Linked DNA regions of Homo sapiens: regions 1 and 2 are each linked to region 3. The links are chromatin loops, found by intact Hi-C in ENCODE. Cell type or tissue: OCI-LY7. All regions are shown on one strand. Links, peaks and the distances in the headings refer to the core of each region. The heading gives the core; the rest is flanking DNA. Region 1 overlaps MACROD2 (mono-ADP ribosylhydrolase 2). Region 2 overlaps MACROD2 (mono-ADP ribosylhydrolase 2). Region 3 has its middle 410 kb from the start of KIF16B.

Region 1 (8,229 bases), core at 1,536-6,535, 110 kb after region 3:
TCACACTGGTCTGTAATCAATTATTAAGTTCATTTTTCAATTTGTTTATTACTGCATGACTTTGGATCACATAAAATTATGTTTCAAACTCACAGTGTATTTGCGGTTTCTATCTATCTTGGGAGCCTTTTTCTCTCCCCATGCAGTACCTGGCGCAGATCCAAGTCTTTCTATTAATTTCTTGAGCTAGAAGTCCTAGATTTATTTATGCAGAGGTATCAGTTCCAACTCCTTACGTTGAATGGTTCAAGGTCCAAGGTGGGCATTAAAATGCAAGACTGTGGCCATAAGGCCTGTCTCTGTATCAACAATCTAAAGCCCCAAATTTAGTGGCTTATAACATGAGTGATTCACTATTTCTCATGATTTTACCATCTGGCCTGGACTGAGCAGGACAGTTCATCTGCTTGAGGGTGGTACCTGCTGGGGCCAGAACATCTGAAAGGGATTCTCATTTTCTAGGACTTTTCTCCATGTGACCTCCTTCATTCTATAGGATAACCTGGGCTTCTTCCAAGGTGTCTGGATTCCAGGCAACGAGCATTACGAGAGTGCAAAAACGGAAGTTACAAGCCTCTTAAAGCTCAACCTAGAAGCCACACTCAGTCTGCCATGTTTCTCCAGAACCAAAGGTTCAGATTCCATAACCATCATTACTGCCCTCAAATACTTGTTGGAAAACATTTACATTTGGAAAGTGTTCCACTGATGCATTTAACCCTCTCCCTGTTGTATCCTTATGCTATCCCTGATTTTTTACAATTACAAATTATACAACGCCAAACATTCTTGTATTATGTCTTTGAGCTCTCTAATTCTATTTCACTGTATTTCTTTAATTTCCTTGAAGGTATGATTCATGGAGCAAGGGTTCCTTCTTTCTGTCAAACGACCAGATCATCTTAACAAACCCTTCTGTGTAAATATTGCTGTGGGAGTCAGTGACGTTGCACAAATCATTCATTCTGCCTCTGTGACAACTGTGTCCAGAAACTTGCTATTGCTTAGGGAGCAGAATTTTGAATTGGAGTATTTAAATTTCCATTTATTAGCCAGGTGACCCTGTGCATGTCACTTCTCCTTCCTGGAATTTAGTTTCCTTAAACTAATTTTGGACTTTAAGTTTTGATACCTGGCCTTTAATCCCAGCACTTTGGGAGGCCGAGGCAAGTAGATCACTTGAGATCAGGAATTCAAGACCAGCCTGGCCAACATGGTGAAACCCTATCTCTATTAAAAATACAAAAAATTAGCCAGTTGTGGTGGTACGCGACTGTAATCCCAGCTACTCAGGAGGCAGAGGCATGAGAATCCCTTGAAACAGGGAGGTGAAGTTTGCAGTAAGCCAAGATCGTGCCACTACACTGTAGCCCGGGTGACAGAGTGAGACTCTGTCTCAAAAAAAAAAAAAAAAAAAAAAAGTTTTGACACCTGATTCATTTGGGTTAACATATGAGTTCATTTTTATTTTCAAGAAAAATATCATTTTGATATTAACCAAGAAAAACAGACTAATCCTGGCACTTCATCTGGACACTGGTCACACAGGAAAGAAATAATGTCTGTAAGAAAAAAGTCTAGACAAGAAGCCTATAGTTTATTGGCAGCAAAAGGGTAAAAGGAAAGGAAACACTGAGGAGCTTGCATTTAAATTGTTCAAGTTTAGTCTCATTTCATTACTTTTTAATGGAAACTCCTCAACCGTATCATTTCTGCAGCTTAGCAGGGTATTTTAAATATATAAAGAAAGTAAAAAAAAAAAGGAGAAATGTTTATAAGAACATGTTTGTATGAGCTTATACTTTTTAGCAGTCTTATGCTATACATGCATTACACAGATACCATTACATTTAGTTTTATAGGATATTCAAGACCATACAGGAATAAGACATGTACTCTTTCACACATTCCCATATTTTATTCTTCCATGATGCTGGAGCACAAGAGTGGTAAAGCCAAGCCTCTTAGGAAAGTGTAGAGAACCATCAAGAACATGCAGTGAGTGCAAGGAGGTACAGGGGGCAAGGGTGTCAACACATTATTTGTGCCTTACACTAGATGACCCATGATTCATTTATTCCATAGGTTTTTTTCTTTTTTTTTTAACAACTAAATATTTTAAACCAGAACTTGGAACAGTTATAACATCAAGCATAATTTCCTTCTTCTAATTCTTCTCATCAGCCCTCAGGGTATGGAAGAGGATTATAGACCACTCAGGTAGCAGTGTAAAGGAGGCTTAGCATGACTAGCTCCATTTTGCTCCCCGCTGCCCCCGTCCAGTGATATCTTTTAGGTTGATTGCTTTTGCTCATCTCTTCATGCAGGGTGAGCTAACTACGGCAGGAATTTACTTTATAGTTCAACTTTAAAGCAAAGATGACAATAGTTCCTTCCCAAAACTAACCACCGAAGAGATAAAGACAGTATGCACACAAGTAACAACATTATGTTAAAGATTTATAGGAGCAATGTGACCTGACCAAGGGCAAAGACGTTTCACAACTCCCCCTTGAACCCTTGCTGCAGTCCAGATGTCTGTCACCTCTTGATCTCAACCACCTCTCTGTTCCTTTTCCTCAAAGAGAAAAGGAGCCTAAAATTCTATAAATTTAGGGTGATTCTTTAGGACATTAATTTGCCATCTTCTTGGTTTGCTGGCTCTTGGAATAAAGTCATTTTCCTTGCCTCAACACGTTGTCTCTTGATGTATTGGCTGCCATGAAGCAAGCAGTACTGGCTTTGGACTCAGTTACACTCATCATTCTAAATATATTTTAGTCTCTACTGAGAGATTTAGAATGTTGGTCTGGAAAAACTCCTAAACATGATCTGGACCAGGCTTTTTATTTTCCTGGGAGTTCCCTGAAGCTCATTCAACGTAACAAACCCAGGCTTTTTATTTTCCTGGGAGTTCCCTGAAGCTCATTCAACATAACAAACCTTTGTGCAGACGCACGGGTCCACAGGTAGTGGTGTGAAAAAAACAGGACCTAAGGCAGGCTTGTTTCTGTCCAAACACACTCATATTCCTTTATACAAACTCCAGGGCAAAGATTGAGTGTTATGCTTAAAGACAGATATACCAAGCAACTCAGCAGGTAGCTTCTAGAAAAGCAATGCTTCAGAATCAGCTTGGAGTTTCTGAAATAATTTGACCACTCCAGGAGGCCAGGGGGTGAGATGGATGGAGACATTTTTTACTTGTCAAAGCACAGAAAACCAGGGTATACATGATTTGAATGTGCTGTAGCTCATCTTTTCCTCTTCAAGATGGCAAGCTTCTAGGGGTGATCGTTTCCCCTTACGCTGTGTTATTTGGTTTAAAGATTTTCAAGGTTTATCCCAAGCCATGCTGTGGGGACTTGGCAAAACCAAGGGAAATCCAGTATGTCATTTGCAAATAGTTCTTATGGCTGGTTGATCATTGAAAATCTCACCACAAGGGGCATCTTACCTATTAGTTGATCTTCTTGTTGACTCTCTGTTGGGTCATTTACCTTGTCAACCTGACTATTCATTTCAACTGTCACCAGAAAAAAAAAAAAAGTTAAATATTCATTAAACCTAAATCTCTGAGACACATTAAAATGACCCATGATTTGATACTTTCCTGATTTCCTATTTGATGCCTCTTTTCCATTTGTTTTCATTCATTCAAGATTTGGGGACTATTCTTGTAGATTTTTACTGGTGGGGGTAGAGGATATACCTCAGACGCCCCCTTCAAATCTTATGTTGAAATGTAATCCCTAATGTTGGAGGTGGGGCCTGGTGAGAGGTGATTGGATTGCAGGGATGTATCCTTCATGAATGGTTTAGTGCCATCTTCTTAGTGATGAGTGAGCTCATATGAGATCTGGTTGTTTAAAAGTGTGTGACACGTTGCTTCTAGTCTTGCTTCTAGTCTGGCCATGTGAGTTGCATACTCCCCCTTCCTCTCCCGCCATGATTGTAAGCTTCCTGAGTTCCTCATCAGAAGCAGATGCTGGCACCCTGCTTCCTGTAAAGCCTGCAGAACCATGAGACAAACCTCTTTTCTTTCTAAATTATCCAGTCTTGGGTATTTCTTTATAGCAACACAAAAAAGGCCTAACCCATTGTGGGAGGGCAGGATTGCCTCTTCCCTCAACTGAAACTGAGTCGTCACTTCAGACCAGATTTTTGGGTTGACAGTTTGGATGTACATATTATGATTCTTGGATAAATGCAAAGGCTTTAATAGATATCTAAGAAAATAAAGAGAGAAGGCAAAGCAAAGCACATCACTGACATGCAGAGAGGTAAGCAGCTTGCTCCAAAATGTCAATATCAGGCCTGTTTGGTTTGCCATACTTTCAATTTCGAATTCAAAACAGACCTTGTAGACTTGCCGACGGCTGCTGTAGTGGCAGTGAGCGGCCATGAAATTAAAAAGCCGACCATCTAACCAGATCCCGTAGTTGTGATAAAACGTGTGCTTTTACCTGACTCAGTGTATTCTATGTGAGCATTTGAATAAAAATAGAATGCATGATTACTGCCATTCTCCAGAAGTAACCCAGAGCAGGCATAGCACTCACTCTAAATTTTCCAAGGGTCAGTAGGTTTAATTAGATTGATATTTTCTCAAGCATCAAAGTCCACATTATAAGCTGAGAAAATCAGTATACAAATAGACAATGGCCAGATCATATATAATGATAGAATTCTGATGTAAAACCTCTGCAGAAGCTAGCCTAGGCAACCAAAACACAGTCTCTGCAGCAATTGACTCAGAATGGTCAGGACTTGGTCAGTGACTGTCAGCGTCCCTATTTTTTACCTCTGCTTCCAACTTGGGACCAACCAGGGAAGGCCAAATGTATTCCCTAATACAATCACTTAAGGTGCCCCACTTCTAGTTAGCCATGTCCAGCTTCTCTAGGCCAACAACCTCCAATCAGAGCATGCTTGAAGTATTCTCTTTTTCTAACCTATAAAGGGGGGTTTCCCATCCCCTGCCCGCCTTTGAGCCTGCCAAACACAAGTGATAATGGCCACCCTTGTTATAGTTACCTTTGAATAAGTAACCACTGTTTGTTCTCATTTGGGCAGTTTTCATTTATTTGCACAAAACCAACAGCCTGTATCTCCTTTTTCACAAACATGAAATTAGTGTAAAGTAGTGGCAGATGCTGATTTTCACACTTCAAAGAGGCTTGAAAGAGAGAATGACTTTATATGGCATCCACTGAACTCTCTCCCAATAAGGAAGGTTTTAAAAGCAGGTCTCAGTGTTCTCACCTGCAAACTGCCCTGAGTTTCTAATGATGTGTGAACTCATTTTAAACCCCATAAATAAACTGGCCCCAGATGCAGCAACCCTATGTAAGTATAAGCATTCATCCACCGTCCATCCTGCTCTGCAAAGTTATTGTGAGTTCACCCTTCTCAGTGTGGGAGTGTGCAGGATAAAATACAGGAGAGTATTCCTTTTCTGTTTCTTCTTCCAACCAAGGGATACTAGTTCTAAAACCTACTAATAAATGGTACAATAAAAAGCATCCCATCACCAAATAAGTTTGGGAAAAGCAACTTTAAATCTTGTTAAACATGTCTCTTTACCTCTGAGACTTCTGAGGGCCTGCAATCCTCTGCTGTGTATGGTGAATCTCTAAGTGAGGACTAAAACTCCGTATTTCACATTTACTTCTCTTTTATTCATGGGCCTGATAGTCCTCAGAACATGATTTGTAAATAACTAGTTAAGAACCATGTCTGTAGCATCACAACCAAGCTGAAGCAGGTTTAGTTCAACTGCTCATAACTAACAAGCAGTGGCTCTTAAGGGATGGGTCTGGGGCTTAAAAACATTGTTCTCACAGGCAATGCATGCCCATGAGTAAAAAGCCAATTTGGGCAATATAAGCCGATGGGCTTATAATTAAGGAAGGCAATTCAGGTGATGATAAGCCGGTGGGAACAAGGAATACCTGGTATAGGAAATTCTATTTAAAACTATAAATAACATCCACCATTGGCTAAATTTTTTCCAAGGTCATTATCAACTCAAAGTAATTTGTTTTTTTCCTTTGGCTAAAATAACCCAAATGGCAAGATACTTAAATGACTGACCACCTAACCAATTCTGGTTCTCCTAAACTCTATGGGCCAGTGGAATCAAATACTTATTACATTAGGTAGGCTTAAATAGTTGTTTCTCTAATGTAAGTAATGGTATTTCAAAGGGCCCTTAGCATCTTTGTGCAGGGGAAAAGGGATATTAATATTCCTGAGGCTCAGACTCTTTAGATGCCTACAAAATTAGATGTAAGTTTTTAAAGGTTGTTTGAAAATTTATTTTTAAGGTGCTTTTAAAGACTCACTATGTTTTTAACCAAGGCAATGGATGTGATACAGTGGAGTGAAGTGATGAAGGTACAAGAACAATCTTAGCCCACACCAAAGGTAGGGCTCTCCCGAATGCTGAGTGGAGCAGGGTAACAGGAGGCTAAGTAGGCTAAGTACCTTTTGCAGAAGTAAGTAATGCTTCCATAAAGTTCACTAGATAGACTTCAGTTCAGTTTAGTCTTGAAAGTATCTATTGAGTCCTCAGTATTATAAGATATGATTAAACCAGGACATATGCTGTTTTAAAACAGCTAGAAACAGGTTTTTTTTTTAAATAAGAGGTTGCCATTTTTATTAGTTTGTAGCACAAAATTGTTTTTGAAATTTACTGTGTTCTAACCAAATATGTTGCTTTATAGAACAGATAGTTCCCTTAATCCTAGATTACACATAGAAAATATGCCAGATTTGTAGTTTCCATGGGCTCCAATAGCTCAGAACCTTACCATCAGGACCTGGAGTATTTTCTAGGTCACTGGAGCCTTCACTTTTCCCAGGCATCCTAGGTGTGTCCTCGCCTGGAGCTGGAAGAGAAAAAGACCACAGTCCCTGATGAATAGAGAATTATAACAGCCTGAGGGCCAATCATTTCTGTCACCCTCCATTGCCCTTTTAAATTCAAAAATACTCCTGGGATTCAACTTCTTTTGCAGAAAAGGTTAAAAGAGGAAACAGAGGGTTGAGTTGCTTGAATACTTTTGTGTGGCCTTCTAAGTTCTCTTTAATTTGTGAGATGATCACATATATACATATATAGTTTCTCAAATTAGAAATCTGGTAGCATGACAGCAGGAAAAGTTGATTTCCTCAGAACAACCTACAGTTTAAATTTAGGGAAGTGTGTCTGTATGCATGGGTGGGTGTGAGAGAGAGTTTATGTAGTTTAACCTTAGAAGAAGAAAAAGAGAAAATGAATTTTGCCTTAGGCATGACTGAAAGCTGAAAGATTCATTCTCCTGGTAGTGAGAGTTTTTGTTGTTGTTGTTGTTTGTTTTTTAAACAGAAACAAATGGTTTAGTTGTTTCCTTAGGAGACCTCTGATGCTGCCATTTCGGATTGCTGAGAATTTAGTCGTCAGTAGATTTCCTTTGTGACTGGCCTCTATTTGCACAGCTTCACAAGGTGCTTCGATAAGATGCTTCAATGTAGTAAAGGAATTGTGTTTCATATTGTAAAAACATTTCCAGGTATTCAAAAGGACAATCATTTCTTGCTTCTTAGTTAAATCTCTCTTAAGTTTTTATAACTTGAAGAGCAAGGACATTTGTAAATACAAATACATACATAAAGTGCTAGAAAACCCATAATTTTAAAGGTTTTATGATTCCTGTACATTTTTAAAGAGAGGATTAAATTTATTTTCATTACCTGATTACTTACTGTGTCCAGAGTATGTTAAACTTCATGTGCCTATTGATGAGAAAAAAGCAAGGACAGGAAAGATCCAGTTTATAATGTCTACAAAGGAAGAGATCTTCAGAGGTAGAATTTGTACTCTTGGTAATGGTGTATTGAGGTTGACAATTAAGAAATATGATTCAAAGGTGACTGGGCTCTGAGCTTAGGTAGATGAATGGCAGAGAGGTCATTAATTGATGACATATAAAACAAGCAGAGTGGGAAAAGAAGAACAAAGTCATTTTAGATTTAAAGCCTGAAGTGTAGGGGCATTTATGTGAGATATCAAACAAGTTTTGCATCTAGCACTGGGGAGAGAATTATGAGAAGAGAATTATGAATGGAACATGTGGGTATTTGGGGGACACCAAGATAGGGTAACATTCATAGTATGAAAGTAGATGAAAGAACTCAGGAAAAAGATAACACAAGGGAAAAAAAGGACTCATGGTCTCCTCA
Region 2 (8,229 bases), core at 1,529-6,528, 220 kb after region 3:
TTCACCCTAGAAGATGCTAATTTCCTGTGGAAACCAAGGTTGTAACAAATGTAAAGCCAGCCCACTAACAAGCAAAGCTGGAAATAACTGAATGAGCCTCAAAATCCTTGGGAGTTTTATTAGAAAGAGAAAAAAAGACCTGTCCATAATATCAGTGATTCTAAAGCCCAAGAAGATGCTTGGTCAGGATCAAAGTCTGAAAACGAACTCAAGAGAGCAAGGGCTTCTTCAGGACATTTGATCAGCAAAAATGTTCTGCCACTTAAATTGGAGAGTGTAATGAGCATTTCTATAAGCAATCTTATAACTGCAGAGCTCTAAAATAGCCCAGATGTCACTGAGAAGAGATATTTCTGCATGAAAGCTAATAATGGAGAATGTTTGAAATGAATCCTCCACGCATATGACTGCCTTTTAACCTTATCTTGACCTCAATCTTGAAGGATTTCAACGGATTTTTTTTTTCTAAGCTAGGTATCTATCAGTCAAGATGATAGTTCCATAAGCATTAGACACTTGTTCTAAGCTGGTCTAAGCTCTGAACTGATAATCAATTAAAAACAGTGGTTTTCTATACATGCTATTTCAGAAGAAAAAGGCAAAAATCATACCCTAGGCATTCTGTTTTTAATTGAAAGAAGCTTGCATACTAGTGTGGATTTCAAAACATTTCTATTTTCCCTAAGTAAATAGGTTAATAGATATTAATGGCTTATTTCAGTAATACTCATAAAACTTCACATTTAGTCTTACATAGGAACTGCATTTGTGATACATGACAGAACTCCTTCATGGAGTTACCATCATTAAAAGTTTTATGTTAAAAAAAATCCTAAAAGTATTCCAAAACATGGATCCTGGCATAAGCAATTAATGGTGTGAGTTCCTAAAAGCATCAAGAAACATCACAAACAGTGTGCTTCTGTGAAGGTGTGATATCTCCAAATTAAACAACTCAACAGGAAAAATCCCAGCCTGAAACATGGTCACATTCAAATTAAATTATCCCTCTTTCATGTTTCTTAAACTCTGCCACTCAACTTCATGACACTTTAAAATTTTTATCACAAACTAAATGATTGGTATGTCCAAAATTTTTGCTTAAGGTGAACACCACTTTCTGTCTTTTCGCTCTGATCACATTTGATCACATTTATTTGTCTCTCTAAGATGACCTAGGGTTTCCTATCAGAGCCTATGTGGGTATTTGACATCAGTTATATTTTTAGATACACTATGTCTTAAAAAACAGTTAATGTACTCTAACTGAAAAATACTTTTTCACTAAAATATGCTAATCATCATCTGAGCCTTCAGCAACTTGTAATCTTTCTCCTGGTTAGGGTCTTGCCTCAATGTTGATAGCCACTACTGGCCATTCAATGTTGACGGCCACCACTTGGTTGCTCAAGGTTGAGGTAGCTGTGGTAATTTATTAAAATAAGACAGTGATGAAGTTTGCCACAATAATTGTCTCTTCCTTTCACAGAAGATTTCTCTGTGGCATGCAATGCTGTTTGATGGCATTTTACCCACAGTAGAAATTATCTTAAAATTGAACTCAGGCCAGGCGCAGTGGTGCTTGCCTGTAATCCCAGCACTTTGGGAGGCCAAGGCGGGTGGATCACCTGAGGTCAGGATTTCGCAACCAGCCTGAATAACATGGTGAAACCCCGTCTCTACTTAAAAAAAAAAAAAAAGAAGAGCCAGGTGTGGTGGTGCATGCATGTAATCTGAGCTACCTGGGAGGCTGAGACAGAATTGCTTACACCTGGGAGGCGGAGGTTGCAGTGAGCCAAGATCGCACCATTGCACTCCAGCCTGGGCAACAAGAGTGAAACTCCATCTCAAAAACAAACAAAAAATTGAACTCAATACTCTCAAACCTGCTGTCTTCACCAGGAGCAGATTCCATCTCAAGAAACCACTTTTTTTTCTTAATAAATAAGATGCAACTTCTCATTTGTTCAAGTTCCTCATGAGATTACAGTTCAGTTACATCTTCAGTCTCCACTTCTAGTTCTCTTGACATTTCTACCACATCTTTAGTTACTTCCTCCAGTGAAGTCTTGAACCACTCACAGTCATCCATGAGGGTTGGAATCACCTTCTTTCAAACCCTTGTTAACGTTGATATTTTGGCCTTCTCTCAGGAATATTCTTAATGTCATCTAGAATAGTAAACCCTTTCCATATTTTCAGTTTATTTTGCCCAGCTTCATTACAGGATGACATCACTATCTATGGCAGTTACAGTCTTAGAAAATATATTTCTTAAATAGAAAGACTTGAAAATCAAAATTACTCCCTGATACATTGGCTGCACACTAGATGTGTTAGCAGGCATGAAAACAACATTATGTTCCTTGTACATCTTTGTCGGAACTCTCGGAAGACCAGGTGCATTGTCAATATGCAGTAATATTTTGAATCATTTTTTTTGAGCAGTAGGTCTCAACAGTGGGCTTAAAATATTCAGTAAACAATGCTATAAAGAGACATGCTATAATACAGACTTTGTTGTGCCATTTACAGAGCACAGGTGGGGTAGACTTCGCCTAATTGTTAAGAGCACTAGGATTCTTGGAATAGTAAATGAGCATTGTCTTCAACTTAAAGTTGCCAGCTGCATTAGCCCCTAACAAGAGAGCCAGCCTGTCCTTTGAAGCCAGGCATTGACTTCTCCTCTCTAGCTATGAAAATGCTAAATGGCCTCATCATCCAATAGAAGGCTGTTTTGTCTACATTGAAAATCTGTTGCTTAGTGTAGCCACCTTGATCAGTGATTTTAGCTAGATCTTCTTGATAACTTGCTGCAGCTTTTACATCAGTACTTGCTGCTTCACCTTGCACATTAATGTAATGGAAACAGCTTGTTTCCTTAAACCTCATGAATCAGCCTCTGCTAACGTCCAACTTTCCTTTTGCAGCTTTCTCACTTCTCTCAGCATTAGTAGAATTGAAGAGGGCTAGTACCTTGCTCTGGACTAGGCTCTGGCTTAAGGGAATGTTATGGCTGGTTTGATCTTCTGTCCAGACCATTAAAACTTTCTCCTTATCAGCAATAAGGCTGTTTCAGTTTCTTATCATTCATGTGTCCACTGGAGTAGCACTTTTAATTTCCTTCAAGAACATTTCCTTTGCATTCACAACTAGGCACAAGAGGCCTAGATTTCAGCCTATCTCAGATTTCAACATACCTACCTTCCTCATTAAGCTTAAACATAGCTAGCTTTTGATTTAAAGTGTGATTTAGTATGCAACTCTTCCTATCACATGAACACATAGAGGCCATTGTAGGTCTATTAATTGGCCTAATTTCAATATTGTTGTGTTTTAGGGATAGGGAGGCCCGAGAAAAGGGGACAGACAGGGGAATAGTGGGTCAGTGGAGTAGTCAGAACCACATTTACTAAATAAGTCCACTATCTTATATGGGCACAGTACATAGCACCCCAAAACAATTATAATAGTAACACCAAAGATCACTGATCACTGATCACCATTACAGACAGAATAATAGTAAAAAGGTTTGAAATATTGTGAGAATTATCAAAGTGTGACACAGGGACATGAAATGAGCACATGCTGTTGGAAAGATGGTGCCGACAGACTTGCTTGATGCAGGGTTCCCACAAAACTTCAATTTGTAAAAAATGTAATATTTTCAAAGCACAGTAAAATGAAGGGCAAGAAAACAAGGTAAGCCTATATTACTTTTCCATCTGGGGACTTGCCAATGAACCAGGAGAGAGAGAAGAAAAAGCACTATTTTGTTTTCCTTTAGATATATATTTTTTTAATTGTAGCATCCCCAGATCAATGTCTCCCTACTTCTTCCTTCCTCAAACTGTCTCCTAGAAAAGTAAATTGTTTTTTTTTTTTTACTTTTTCTGGAAATACTTGGGTCAGAAACATTTTCTCATAGTAACTTCTGACAGAATGGAGAATGATGCTCTTGCCAAAGATTCATTTCTAAGGATGCCTTTCAAACATTTCTTTTTTGAAAAATGGTGCTCCCTGGTTGGTGGTCCTCAAATGCCACTCTTTCAAACCTTTTCCTGATGAGTGGCTGTAAAGAGCAGAACTGATTAATTCTGGTGTTTTAAATAAACATCTCTAAACATAATTTCTCTGATCATTCTCTCATTTCATAAACAGTTATTTTCCAAAGGAACAAATGTAAATGTTATATATACATATATACACACATATATATATATATATATAAATTTTCTATACAGGCTAGGTATGCAATAAAAGAGAGTAGGTGGTGTAGTCAATTATATTGGAAACAGAGACACTTAAGAAAACCTAGTTATATTTGACTTGCTGCTTCATTTTTCCATGTAAACAAGCCCAAACAGTCTCTTTTAAGAGTCTGCAATTATTAGATATAGTTAGTAGCCTCATACCTTCATCTTTACAGTCTTCAACTGCCTCTTCTGAAGCAGGGCCGGGCACAGTGACAGTGTTGACACCATCTATAAAGCAGAAAAGAAACACTGCCTCAGAGTTCATCCTTCCGGAAGTCCAGCTGTGGCTTTCCTGCCCTGCACCTCCCTCCACTCTCCACCAAAGAAAGCATGAGCCTGCCGCATGCTTGAATACACTGAATGCTCTTTGAAGGGGCTAGTGGTTTGGGACTCTCTTTTATAATTAGTGAAACAGGAACCTTCAGTTAAGTCAGAGACCAATGGGCTACAATCTATTTCTTAGTGAAGAATGCCACTTGTTGCTAGTAGTATCCTTTGGCATTTTGTTTCTTCCTCATCCCTCAAAGGATGGTATATTATTTTTCTTGATAACAGATTGTGAAAGAAAGTATATCCTTGCAAGTTCCTACAAAGTGCTTTTATGTGCATGTTTCTAAAGTTTGTTTTTTTCTTAGCACAGCACTTCTGCTCCATTATGCCAGGCTGTCAAACTGCAGGGAGCAGCTCTGATGGCTGTCAGCACAGAGGCCTGGAAGAAGGGGAGCATTCGGCACAGGTCACCAGAAGCCACCAGGAACTTTCATGTCACCCAAGAACAGAATGGGAAAATGGGGACTAAGGACATGGAACTCTCTGTTCCCCTCACAGCAACAATGAACTACATTAGAGTAGACCTTTCTCTCCTCAGTGTCATCAGCCCCTAGTGACTCTAGTCATGTTTGGCCTCCACGATAACAGCTAACTAGCCTACTCCCTCCCATTCAAACAGTAAATCTAGACAGGCAGGATTACTAAAATCATTTGCAATGTTTAATACCTGATAACTGGAAAATGAATATATATATATATATACACACATATACACATTATGGACAAAAGATGGGCTAGAAAATATGTGATTTGTGATTTGATTCCAAATGTGTGTCAGTTTTCATGCATATATGAGTTATCTTTAGTTCTATGACCCTGTTACTATAGAAAAAAGTATTTATAGTGTGCACATGTGTATATATAGAGTATATATATAGTTCATATGTATAAATATACTATATATAAATTATAGAGTATATATAGTATACATATACATATATAGTATATATATAGTTTTTCATATAGTAGCAGAAAATATGTATAGCTATATACTTATATATAATAGCGATATATAGTTACGTACATAGTTATATATACATATTCCGATACTACATGAAAAACTATATATATACACACACACATTACATATGTGTGTATATATATACACACACATTACATATGCATATATATACTACATGGACTCTATAGTTTATATATAGTATATTTATACATATATGGTATATTTATACATATAAACTATATATATAGTACATATGCACACATACATATTCATAGTTTTTTATGTAGTAGCAGGGTCGGGGAACTAAAGATAACTCATATATGCATGAAAACTAACACATATTTGGAAGCAAATCACAAATCACTTATTTTCTAGCCTATCTTTTGTCCATGATGCATGTACTATTACTTGCAGGTCAGGTGTCCTTTGGAACAGAATTCTCTGTCACTATCTCATCATTTAGATCTCATTTTAACTATCACTTCCTCAGAGAGTCCGTCCCAAACCCAGACAATGGAAATTTGCCTTCTGGGCATTCCTTCTATGTTTCCTTATTTCTCAGCAAAGCATTTATCACTATTGATGTTATCATTTTTATTTGTTTATTGTTTGGAACCCCCACCAGAATATAAATTTCAAAGAAACAGAGATGTTGTTTTTATTGGTTGTTGGTTTATTCTTCAGTGCCTGGAATGGTGCCTATGACACAATGAACCCTTGATATGTATTTGTTAAATTTTTTGGAAGAATATTATCTACAACTTTGATCTGATTTGATCATGACAACAGTCAAAACTGCTGGATTACAGTGTTTTAAGATTGTGTTTTTTCATGACGTGTAAGAGGCCTGCAGAGCTATATAATCAAAATTGAAGCTGGAAATTATATTGAATGAAAAGAAGATACTTTTATTTTGGAAAAATACCAGCAGGTCAAAAGAGCTTTAACGACCCATAACCACATCTTCGATTTCTCTGAGCTCTGATTAGGGAGGATAAGAAATGAGCAGTGTGAACGTAACTATGTGTGTTGACACTGGCCAGGATTATAGGTGGACTCTGCCATTGGCCTCTGTGCCGGCCGGCGAGCTCACTTGGAAAAGTAAGGGGAGTCACTCAGGGATGCATTTAGGACCCTTCTTCACATTGAGAAGTGCCCCTATTGTGGTGATAACGCTATCAGATTCAAGGGCTGGAGAAGAGGGCTGACATTCTACCACTCCCTCCTCACAGGCAAAAGGATCTCAAATCTACAAACTACTTGTTCTCAACTGGTTAAAGGGAAAAGATGAATAAATCAAACACAGGCAAATGTGAGTGCATGCATACATGTGTATGTGAGTGCATGCATACGTGTGTGTGAGTGTGCGTGTGTACATGTATGTACAGGGATGGAAACAATCTTTTTCGATAAGGACACTTTGGGCCTGGGTGTGGTGGCTCGTGCCTGTAATCACAGCACTTTGGGAGGCTTAGGCGGGCAGATCACTTGAGATCAGGAATTCGAGACCAACATGGTGAAACCCTGTCTCTACTAAAAATAAAAAAATTATCCAGGCATGGTGGTGCGTGCCTGTAGTCCCAGCTACTTGGGAGGCTGAGGCACGAAAATCTCTTGAACACAGGAGGCAGAGGTTGCAGTGAACCGAGATTGCACCACTGCACTCCAGCCTGGGTGACAGAGCAAGACTCCATCTCAAAAAAACAAAACAAAACAAAACAAAAAACAAAAAACAAACAAAAAAAACAGTTTGGGACACGATAGTGAGTGAATAAAACCTTTGAAACCTCAACAGTCACAGAATGGCCTCAGCTGTCAGCAGTTTGTTGACTAATACTTGTCAGCCCCAAACAATAAAAACAGTGACAGCTTTTCACTCATCTGCTATGGAGCAGAATGTGTGGGTTGGGGGTGGGGGAGGGTTGGATAACAACAGTTTTCTGCATCAGAAATTCATTTCATTGCAAGGACTATCTTGCAGCAAAGGACGCCGGCCGACCCAGTCACAGGTACACAAAGTCCTTGCTGCCTTGCTTCAGTGCTTTCTCTGATTGGCCTTCTTCAGTTCCGTCTTCCAGGTTAATAATAAAAGCTTCCAGATCCCTAGCAAAATCTCCAAGGTTAATGTAAGAAGTTTACAGTGAAAAACTTATCACACTACCTGGTTTAATTCCAAGAGTTCAGCATATGGCCTAGGATGTGCTTGGCAAACAGTAGGGCTCACTACTTCAGAAGTGCCCCTCCATGGGGCTTATTAGAGTTGGGAGAATAACTGGGAAACTAAAGGGAACAGGGATTTTTATTTTTATTTTTTTGCTGGTTATGTTGGTGAGTGAATGATTGTGCCTATCATTCTTTTAAAGGAGAGCATGACTGAGTACAAAAATGGATAGGAAGAGATAATAAATCACAGGTGACTTCAATCCCTTTTGAGCCTTAAGTGCTATTTTATTTTAAAATGTTCAATTTATAATCTACGGTGTGGAATATATAAACTTTCAATGGACACATCTGTCCTTTAGTGAACAGAGGGGATGTCAGGAAGGGTTTAGATCTTACTTCGAGCTCTGTGTGTGGGGTAGTCAGGCCCATCACACCATCTCCTGCAATATGCAGAGAAATAACCTGAAGCATAGCTCTTCAAAATTTAATGCAATACACTAAAGAACATTCTACTCACTG
Region 3 (8,229 bases), core at 2,118-7,117:
CAGGAGTTCAAGACCAGCCTGACCAACGCAGTGAAACCCCATCTCTACTAAAAATACAAAAATTAGCCAGATGTGGTAGTGCATGCCAGTAGTCCCAGCTACTCAGGAGGCTGAGGCACAAGAATCACTTGAACCCAGGAGGCAGAGGTTGCAGTGAGCTTAGATCTTACCACTGTACTCCAGCCTGGGTGACAGAGCGAGACTCTGTCACAAAAAAAAAAAACTATGTATATATAAATTGATTCATGCATGGCACAATCATATGATACGGCAATTGTAGCCATTAAAATTATGTTTTCAAATAAAATAAAAAGAGAAGGAGCAATATGTCAATGGCTTATAAAGTTGGAAAACACTACAGATAGTATGAAGAACTTCTAAATATATGTCACAGTTTGAAGGAACTTGGCATTATGAATGACTTTTCTCTTCTGCTTATCTGTATGTATGATATTTTTACAATAAGCATATGCTGCTTTTGAAATAAGGAAAAAGTTAATCAGATAAGAGAAAGAAAGAATTTGGAAAGATGAAAACATCTGCATTAATTTCAAAAGACCAAGAAAGTGTTTTGGGTCAAGCCATGAAGGGAGCTAGACCCTGCTGACTTTCTTGAGCCTGAGGGGCTTTGGTGGGTGGGCAGACTAAGGGGCACCGTGAAGCTGGAAGGGACCTTTGAATCTTCATGCACAGGCCTTGACTTTGGAGAGGAGGAAATTAAATGGAGGGTAACTTGTGCAGGGTCACACATCTAGTTAGTGGAAAAGTTCAGCCAGGATCATAGGCTCTTAGTCTCTAGCTAAGATGGTTTCTTCTCCACCTGCTGTCATCAGCTGTAAACTGACAAGCATCAGTTGCCTGTGCTTTTACATGAAGGACTGACACATTTCTACTTCAAGTAGGCGTCTTCCCTGCAGCATCGTAGCTGAGAGCTCTTGGATGCTTCTGGCTTAGGAAAGGAGGATGTGATTTTATGGAAGTTGAACTGGGTGTTGTGATAAACTTAGCAGTCACTGGTCATATCCAATGACAGGTGACAATTTTATTCTGAAATAAGTTGAACTCCAGAGTGAAGAATGGGAAAGATGATAATGACAATGTGCTTCCTCCTTTAAGGGGAAAATGAGAAACACTCAGCTTTAGGGGTAGGTGGGGAGAAGAACCCACACTTCAAATGTTGCATTTCTAAGAGTCTATGGGGGGGTCAGATGGTGCTAGTACATCTAAAGGCAGCTTAGAATGAACATATCATCCCTGTCCCCAACATATTTTCCTCTCTGTGTTACCAGACACATGCTTTATAGATCCCTGAAAAGAGCACAAGATTCAAATATTTTGTCATCAATATTCTCTATTTTTGCCTTCAATTTCTATCCCATTAGAGATAAAAGTCTCATACAGTTGCTTCTGGCTAATTGCATCTCATTTATTTATTTGTTAATCTTTTAATAAAGAGGTGCTGCCCGAGGCAAGTGCAGATGAAAATGGTAATTTATTGTTTGGGTCAGGGAGGTTGGCTAAAGAAATCCGGAAAGAGCATAAACACTCATAACCTGGACTCAGTAATTCAGTGAATTTTCTGGATAAGACCATTGCCAAAAATACTTCCAAGGAGTTGGATTGTGGAGCATAGAGATCTACTGCTATAATGGACAAGGTTAAAGGTTGATTTCTTTCCCCATACAATTTTAATTCAGCTAGAACTAACACTTTATAGATTGCTTTCATAGATTTTTCTGGGGGGCTATTTTCAAAGAAGTCAAAGAATAGTTGGTTGTTGTTTTTATTTTTCAATAAAGCTAAGGCCCAGTTGATATGATGTAGTTTTTTCTAAATCTTAGACAGCATCTTTCTGCCTATTCTGTTGCTCAGATGTTGTCGTCTGTAGGAAAATAAAATGCCCCCCCTTCCTTTCACTCTTCCTCCTTCCTTATCGAATGCCTTCTAGGCATCCAGACAATCCATAGATTTGTTTCTATTCCTACATAAACTTACGAGAGTAATTGTGATTCTTCTTAATAAGGGTGGTGCAACCTATGTACCAGATGTTCAGAGAGGTTAGGTTCTTATCCAAAGACATCAGCTACTAAATGACTGAGGTGGGAATGAAATCCATGATCAATATGGATGTTTTGCATCCTGGGGGTCAGGGACTAGGCTATTTTGGTAGGTAGGAGTAAGGTACCCACAACAGACAAGAAGGTCCCAGGGAGAACTTTGGGTGATTCAGGTTACAGGATGGGGACCCTCTTTAAATGAGAAGAGATTCCTTTCTGTAGAGAGAACCTCAGAGATGCCTGTGACCCCAGGGGCTATCTGGACAGACATTGGTGAGGCCATCACAGCAGAGTACTCACTGTGCCCCTGGCAGTGTAGAAAGTTCCACAGTGTATTGCTTCATGTGGAGATCGTCTAGAATCCAAACCTTTGTGACCCTAAAGTATCAATTAATAAAAAATAAAAAGTTTTCAGACAAGTTGGCTAAATGTCCTTAAAGTGTTGAAATGGACATAAAATAGCAAAAGACACCACAAGGACAGATTTACAGAAGAGTGGAAATTTGATATTTAAAATATAAAGATAATTCAGAAGTGCCCTAGGCAAATGTGCTTAAAAATTATTAAAAAGCCAAGTAGATTTCAGAAAAAGATAGATAATGGAAAGGATTCAGAGAAGGATTAAATGTTGGATAACTTAATCATTAGACAACTAATTATTAGCAAACTAGCTTTAAGAATGAGCTCAAGTCCCGAAAGATTCCCTGGGTATTGGTCATGATCACGGCCAATACTCTGTCGGACTTCAAGTGATGATCAAATATTGCAAGATGATGATAAAGTCTTTAGAGATTCTATTGTTATGTGGGGAAATATCCGAATACCAGGATAATGAGCATAACTGTTACTTTTAGGTGGATGGTTTTTCTTGCTACAATTCCAGGGCAGGAGGGCTTATGTATTTGAGAAAAAAAAAGCAGTGTATTTTCCCCCAAATAGGAGAGTCATGTACTGAGCAGAGGGATGTAAAAGAGGTGAATGAATGTTATAGGACCATTGAGGCAGCAAGAGAGATGGGATGATGCTTAGCAGCTGCAGAGTGAGAAACTCTGGGAAGAAAAAGAGATGTCTAAAGATGAATTTTCAAAAGAATTCTATGACCTTGGTAATGCCCTTGTGCTACCCCTTTAAGGAAATCTAGAATAAAGAACGATTATTCTTCAAGTTTTAAAAGGCAGAGTTTTATTATTGTTGTTGCTGGATGCAAAGACAGGCCTCAAGTTTGCCTAGTTATAGTCAGGTTAGGATCTTTTAATTACTCTCCCTTTTAATGTCCAGAGCACTTATGAGTGAGAAGTGCCAGGAGAATTATTTATATTCTTTTGGGTAATATAAATGGGTAATTTATATTCATATTATAACCAGTAATGGGATTGTTGGGTCAAATGGTATTTCTGGTTCCAAATCTTTGAGGAATCACCACACTGACTTCCACAATGGTTGAACTAACTTACCCAAATGTCCATCAATGATAGACTGGATAAAGAAAATGTGGTACATATACACCATGGAATACTATACAGCCATAAAAAGGAATGAGATCATGTCCTTTGCAGGGACATGGATGAAGCTGGAAGCCATTATCCTCAGCAAACTAACACAGGAACAGAAAACCAAACACCGCATTTTCTCACTTAAAAGTGGGAGCTGAACAATGAGAACACATGGACACAGGGAGGGGAACAAACAACATTGGAGCCCGTTTGGGGAGGTAGGGAGAGCACTAGCTAAAAGAGCTAATGCATGCTAGGCTTAATACCTAGGTGATGGGTTGATAGGTGTAGCAAACCACCATGGCACACGTTTACCTGTGTGACAAACTTGGACATCCGGCACATGTACACCAGAACTTAAAAAAATTTTTAAAAAAAGTGCCAGGACAGCACATACAATGTGTTTCCAAATACCTTTGAATGGGAATGTGTCTGTGAACTGCTTCGTGCCACGACAACTACAAACCAGAGTACATAAACTGCTGGCTTGCTGATGTGCTATTTGAGCACTTTATGATTTTTTCTTAATTGAACCAAAAGATGAAGATCTGGAGATTTCACATTAAAATTGGATTTCAATGTCCAGTGAAAAACTGAAAGCTGTGGGAATAACTGGACCTGAGAAGTGGCTGTCCCCTAGCAGTGGGACATGTGCTCTCCAGCCAGCCACAGGCTCTAGATTCTTACTGCATTACCAGGCCTGTGTCATTCTTGATGCTCTGCCCCTGCAGGATCGACACTAAATTAGGCGCCTTGGGCACCAGGCACCTGGGCCTGTCTATTAATCATCATCACCAGGCAAAGCAGATGCTGAGGATGAAGCAAAAAATGCCTTCTTCTGAGGTTATTAGAGAATGAGGGAGAAACAAGGACTCCCCTGAATTAAACTTGAGTCTGGCAGTTTTGTACTGTGGCTGTAGGGGGAGAAGGAAGTGGGTGTGCTTGGGGGTTGTGGGAGGAAGCAGGTTTTGTGAAGTATAAAGCTCTCTGGAAGGGAATGATGAAGTGGGTTACAGCTAGGAAATAAAGATATATAAATATTTGATACAGAGTTCCAAAGCAGCAAGTAGGACGAGGACAGGACAATAAATAAAGATAAAAAAAGAGAAAGATGCTCTTGAAATGTATGCAAATCAAGCTTACCCAGTGTGAAAATGAGAAGTGATACACGAGGCTAAGAGTGCTGCGCATTGAATTTAAAATTTTCCTTGGGTATTTATGAGAACTGAGACACCTTGCCTAAATTTAGGCTGGAGGCTCCTCCAAGTATTGCTTCTTTTGCCTTTTGTGAGTCACAGCAGAAGGCTGGATAGGGGTGGAATTAGAGGAGCAGCAAACCCATTGTTGGCATCCTCTGCTGAAGAAAGCGGTAAGTTCCCTGGAGGCACCGACTCCCACGGGACAGTGTGCCTCTGCAGCTGGTGCAGCTGAGTGATTAGCTCAGCAGGACCTTGAATCCTGTTCCAACTTACCAAACAGAGTGAAAGTCCCTCTGCAGTCAGGAAACATTTCCAAGAGCCCAGCCTGTATGGAAGCAAGCCTCTCGAGAGCCAGTCCCCAAGGAGAAAGCATTTTCCTGTAGGACGCTTGGGCTCTCAGGCTGTCAAGAGTAGGGGGAACAGAGTTCTATGTTTAATCACTTGGGTACTGGAGAAATCATTTTGAGAAGAACTTGTGAAGGTCACAACCACTTAATTAAAGGAAGAAACTGCTCAGATGACCTTACTACATGCAGAAGGAATGCAGGTGAATTGAGATGGGTATAATTACAACTGCTGTCACTTCTATTATTTTAGCTCTCTGAGGAAAAAGAAGAGGAAGGTTAAATGTAATTTGGTTAAATATGGCTTCCGACTATCTACGGGGGGGCAGAAAAAAGCCTCTTAATTCTCTTAAATAATCCACGACTGAAACTGTCCCAAGTCTTGCTATGCCGAAACCTCAGTTGAGAGAATGACAGAGAAGGAATTATTTAATTTATATATTTACCCACTCACTTCTTTGAACTTTGTACTTCCTGAGGTCATACCACTTCTTCCTGCATCCAATCCACTGAGCCCTGCAGATCTTACCCTCTAAATATCTCCAAATGTGTTTACTTTCTCTCCTGCCCAGTGTTGTCAGCATATTCCTCTGCACTTAATCTATACTTCACACCTCAACTATTGTACTCTTTTCAAACTGAAAATCTGTCCCTTGAAATCCCTCAAGAACTTCTAATGGCTGTTTGGATAAAATTAGATAAAAATAAAACTCCCTAACATGCCCTACAGCCTTGCTACTTAAAGTGTGGTCCCTACACAAGCAATATGGGCATCTCTGGGGAACTTGTTAAGAATGGAGATATCAGTGCTTGCATTTTCACAAGATCTCCAGGTAATTCATAGGTATGTTAAAGTTTGGGAAATACTTACTGCAAGGCTCTGTGTTCTTCAGCAGCAACCTACCTGTTTAGCAAACCTGCACATTTGTGGGTCCCTGGGTAAGAATAGACATGGAGGCCCATATGCCCTATGCCTAAATATTTAAAAATAATAAATCAATCTAGCTGTTAAGATATATTCCATCCTTCTATCTTGACAAATATAACTTCACAATGATCTGGAGAGCCAGATTTCCTTAAGAATTCCTGGAATCCTTGTAGTTTCACACCACAACTTACCAAAGAAGCCTTAATCATGAATAGACATTCTACTTACCCATTCAACATTTGCCCACAGCTCATCACTTCTCAGGCCCAAGGGTACCTACCAAGTAGGATGGTCAATGTTTAGGAGGATTGAGCTGAGAAAGGGGTCACTCAGGCTTTGGAAGCAGGGTAGGGATACTTTGAAGAAGGAATTCTGTGTATCTTGTACCTGGAGAATGTTCTAGAAAGAGGGAAGCATGGACTCTAGAAAGAGGGAAGCATGAGAAGGCATCATCTCTTTAGCTCCAGAAGTTTCTTGCCACAGGGAGAGAAATGCGGCCGGTTGAAAGCCAGTGTGTGTTTGAGACCTCTCCTACGTAGGTTGAAGGCCATGGCTATTCTCTAAACTTTTCTTGAGTTGTAGCCTTCATCTCATGGCGACACAGGCATCCTGGTCTTTTTTTAGCCCCTCATCCTCACTCATTTTCTCTTTCTCTCTCAATGTAGGACCTTTGCATTTGTTCATCTTTCTAACCAGATATGTGTTTGCTCTTCAAGTTGTAGGCTTAATGCCACACATCCTAGAAATATCAGCTCAAGCATGCTTTTACAAAGGGAAGGCTTTCACAGCCTCTCTGATGAAGCCAAGTTTTCTAATTTTAGATTTGTATAATAACCTGTGTGGCACTTGTTACATGCATTTCTTATTTATCAATCTATTTATTTAATGCCCACTTTACCTACCAGAACATAAGCTCCGTTAGGGTAAGAACCATGATTGGCTTTGCTTTAGCATTGAGGACAGAGCTTTAACACATAACATGCGCCTGTAATCCCAGCACTTTGGGAGGCTGAGGCGGGTGGATCACCTGAGGTCAGGAGTTTGAGACCAGCCTGGCCAACATGGTGTAACCCCGTCTCTACTAAAAATACAAAAATTAGCTGGGCATGGTGGCAGGCACCTCTAATCCCAGCTACTCAGGAGCCTAAGGCAGGAGAATCGCTTGAACCCAGGAGGCGGAGGTTGCAGTGAGCCAAGATCATGCCATTGCCCCCCAGCCTGGGCAACAAGAGCGAGACTCCATCTCAAAAAAATTAAAAAAAAAACAACTAACAAACAACATGTGCTAATATGTATTTGCGGAATGATTTAATGAATGAAGATGGGATTCTTTTGACAGTGAGAATAACTAAACAGAATATGCAAGGTTTCCATGATTAAGCAGGAAAGTTTTCTTCTGTACTTCATATGGGCAAGGTCCAGTGGGTTATATAAAGCTCTGTGTTGTTGTCCAGAATGTGTGAGGTGACCTTTTGACAATGTGCAAAATGCATATAGGGTCTTGCTCTGTTTATTTCAGAAAATACCACTTTTTTCTTTTAAAGAAAGCCCTGTTCTCTGAAATTTCCCATTATTTTATCATTTTGCTTTGGAAATGTACTGTCTGCATTTTTACTAGATCCAGGTGTGGAGAAAAACAATTCCCTACATTCTTATATCTTGCAGTTTGTTTAAATTGATGTGATTTAAACTATTCACATTTTTAAGACTTTTTTTAGAGCAGTTGTAGGCTTGCAGCAAAATTGAGAGGAAGGTATAGAGATTTCCCATATACCTATGCCTAGGTATATATGCATGTATAGCTTCATACTCTAGCCATGTATAAGTAAATACACATCCATAGCCTCCCCCATTATGAACATCCTCCACTAGAGTGGTACATTTGTTACAAGCAGTGAACCAACATTGACACATTATCATCCAAAGTCCATAGTTTAAGGTTTATTCTTGGATGTACTTTCTATTCTAACCCATAGGAGTTTAGACAAATGAATAATGACAAATATCCACAAATATAGTATTATACAGTGTGTTTTTCTGTTCTAAAAATGCTCTGTTATTCTTTTATTCATCTGCCCCACAACCCCTGACAGCCACTGATATTTTTTACTGTCTCCATAGTTTTGCCTTTTCCAGAATGTCATGTAGTTGGAATCGTACAGTATGTAGCCTTTTTAGACTGGCTTCTTTCACTTAGTAATATGCATG

Evidence for each region. A loop is a pair of places that touch in the nucleus more often than their neighbours do. Peaks named below come from ENCODE experiments on the same cell type or tissue, not always from the same donor. Only the 100,000 strongest peaks of a DNase experiment are listed, where the experiment ranks them.
Region 1: it touches region 3 in a loop (4-fold over the local background); 2 of 110 quality-filtered maps call a loop at or near these places.
Region 2: a loop joins it to region 3, with 7 times the contacts of the local background. A loop is called at or near these places in 2 of 110 quality-filtered maps.

Annotation. Positions count from the first base shown.
Region 1 is chr20:16,039,868-16,048,096 of GRCh38, reverse strand. It overlaps MACROD2 (mono-ADP ribosylhydrolase 2), which reads right to left. Exons shown (of 18, transcript NM_001351661.2): 16 at 6,819-6,896; 17 at 3,458-3,526. Among named protein-coding and RNA genes, the nearest start is that of KIF16B, 530 kb to the left of the region's middle. In OCI-LY7, for the core only: CTCF peaks have their summits at 3,244 and 3,459; a DNase peak (open chromatin) is centred at 5,176; H3K4me3 peaks cover 1,397 bases; H3K27ac peaks cover 3,877 bases.
Region 2 is chr20:15,933,731-15,941,959 of GRCh38, reverse strand. MACROD2 (mono-ADP ribosylhydrolase 2) reads right to left here. Exons shown (of 18, transcript NM_001351661.2): 12 at 4,416-4,484. The region is part of intron 1 of LOC613266 (a long non-coding RNA gene); the gene reads left to right. Among named protein-coding and RNA genes, the nearest start is that of KIF16B, 640 kb to the left of the region's middle. In OCI-LY7, for the core only: no CTCF peak of the experiment used is centred there; a DNase peak (open chromatin) is centred at 4,579; H3K27ac peaks cover 873 bases.
Region 3 is chr20:16,155,333-16,163,561 of GRCh38, reverse strand. No RefSeq gene overlaps it. Among named protein-coding and RNA genes, the nearest start is that of KIF16B, 410 kb to the left of the region's middle. In OCI-LY7, for the core only: CTCF peaks have their summits at 4,336 and 4,538; DNase peaks (open chromatin) are centred at 4,371 and 4,721; H3K4me3 peaks cover 923 bases; H3K27ac peaks cover 1,721 bases.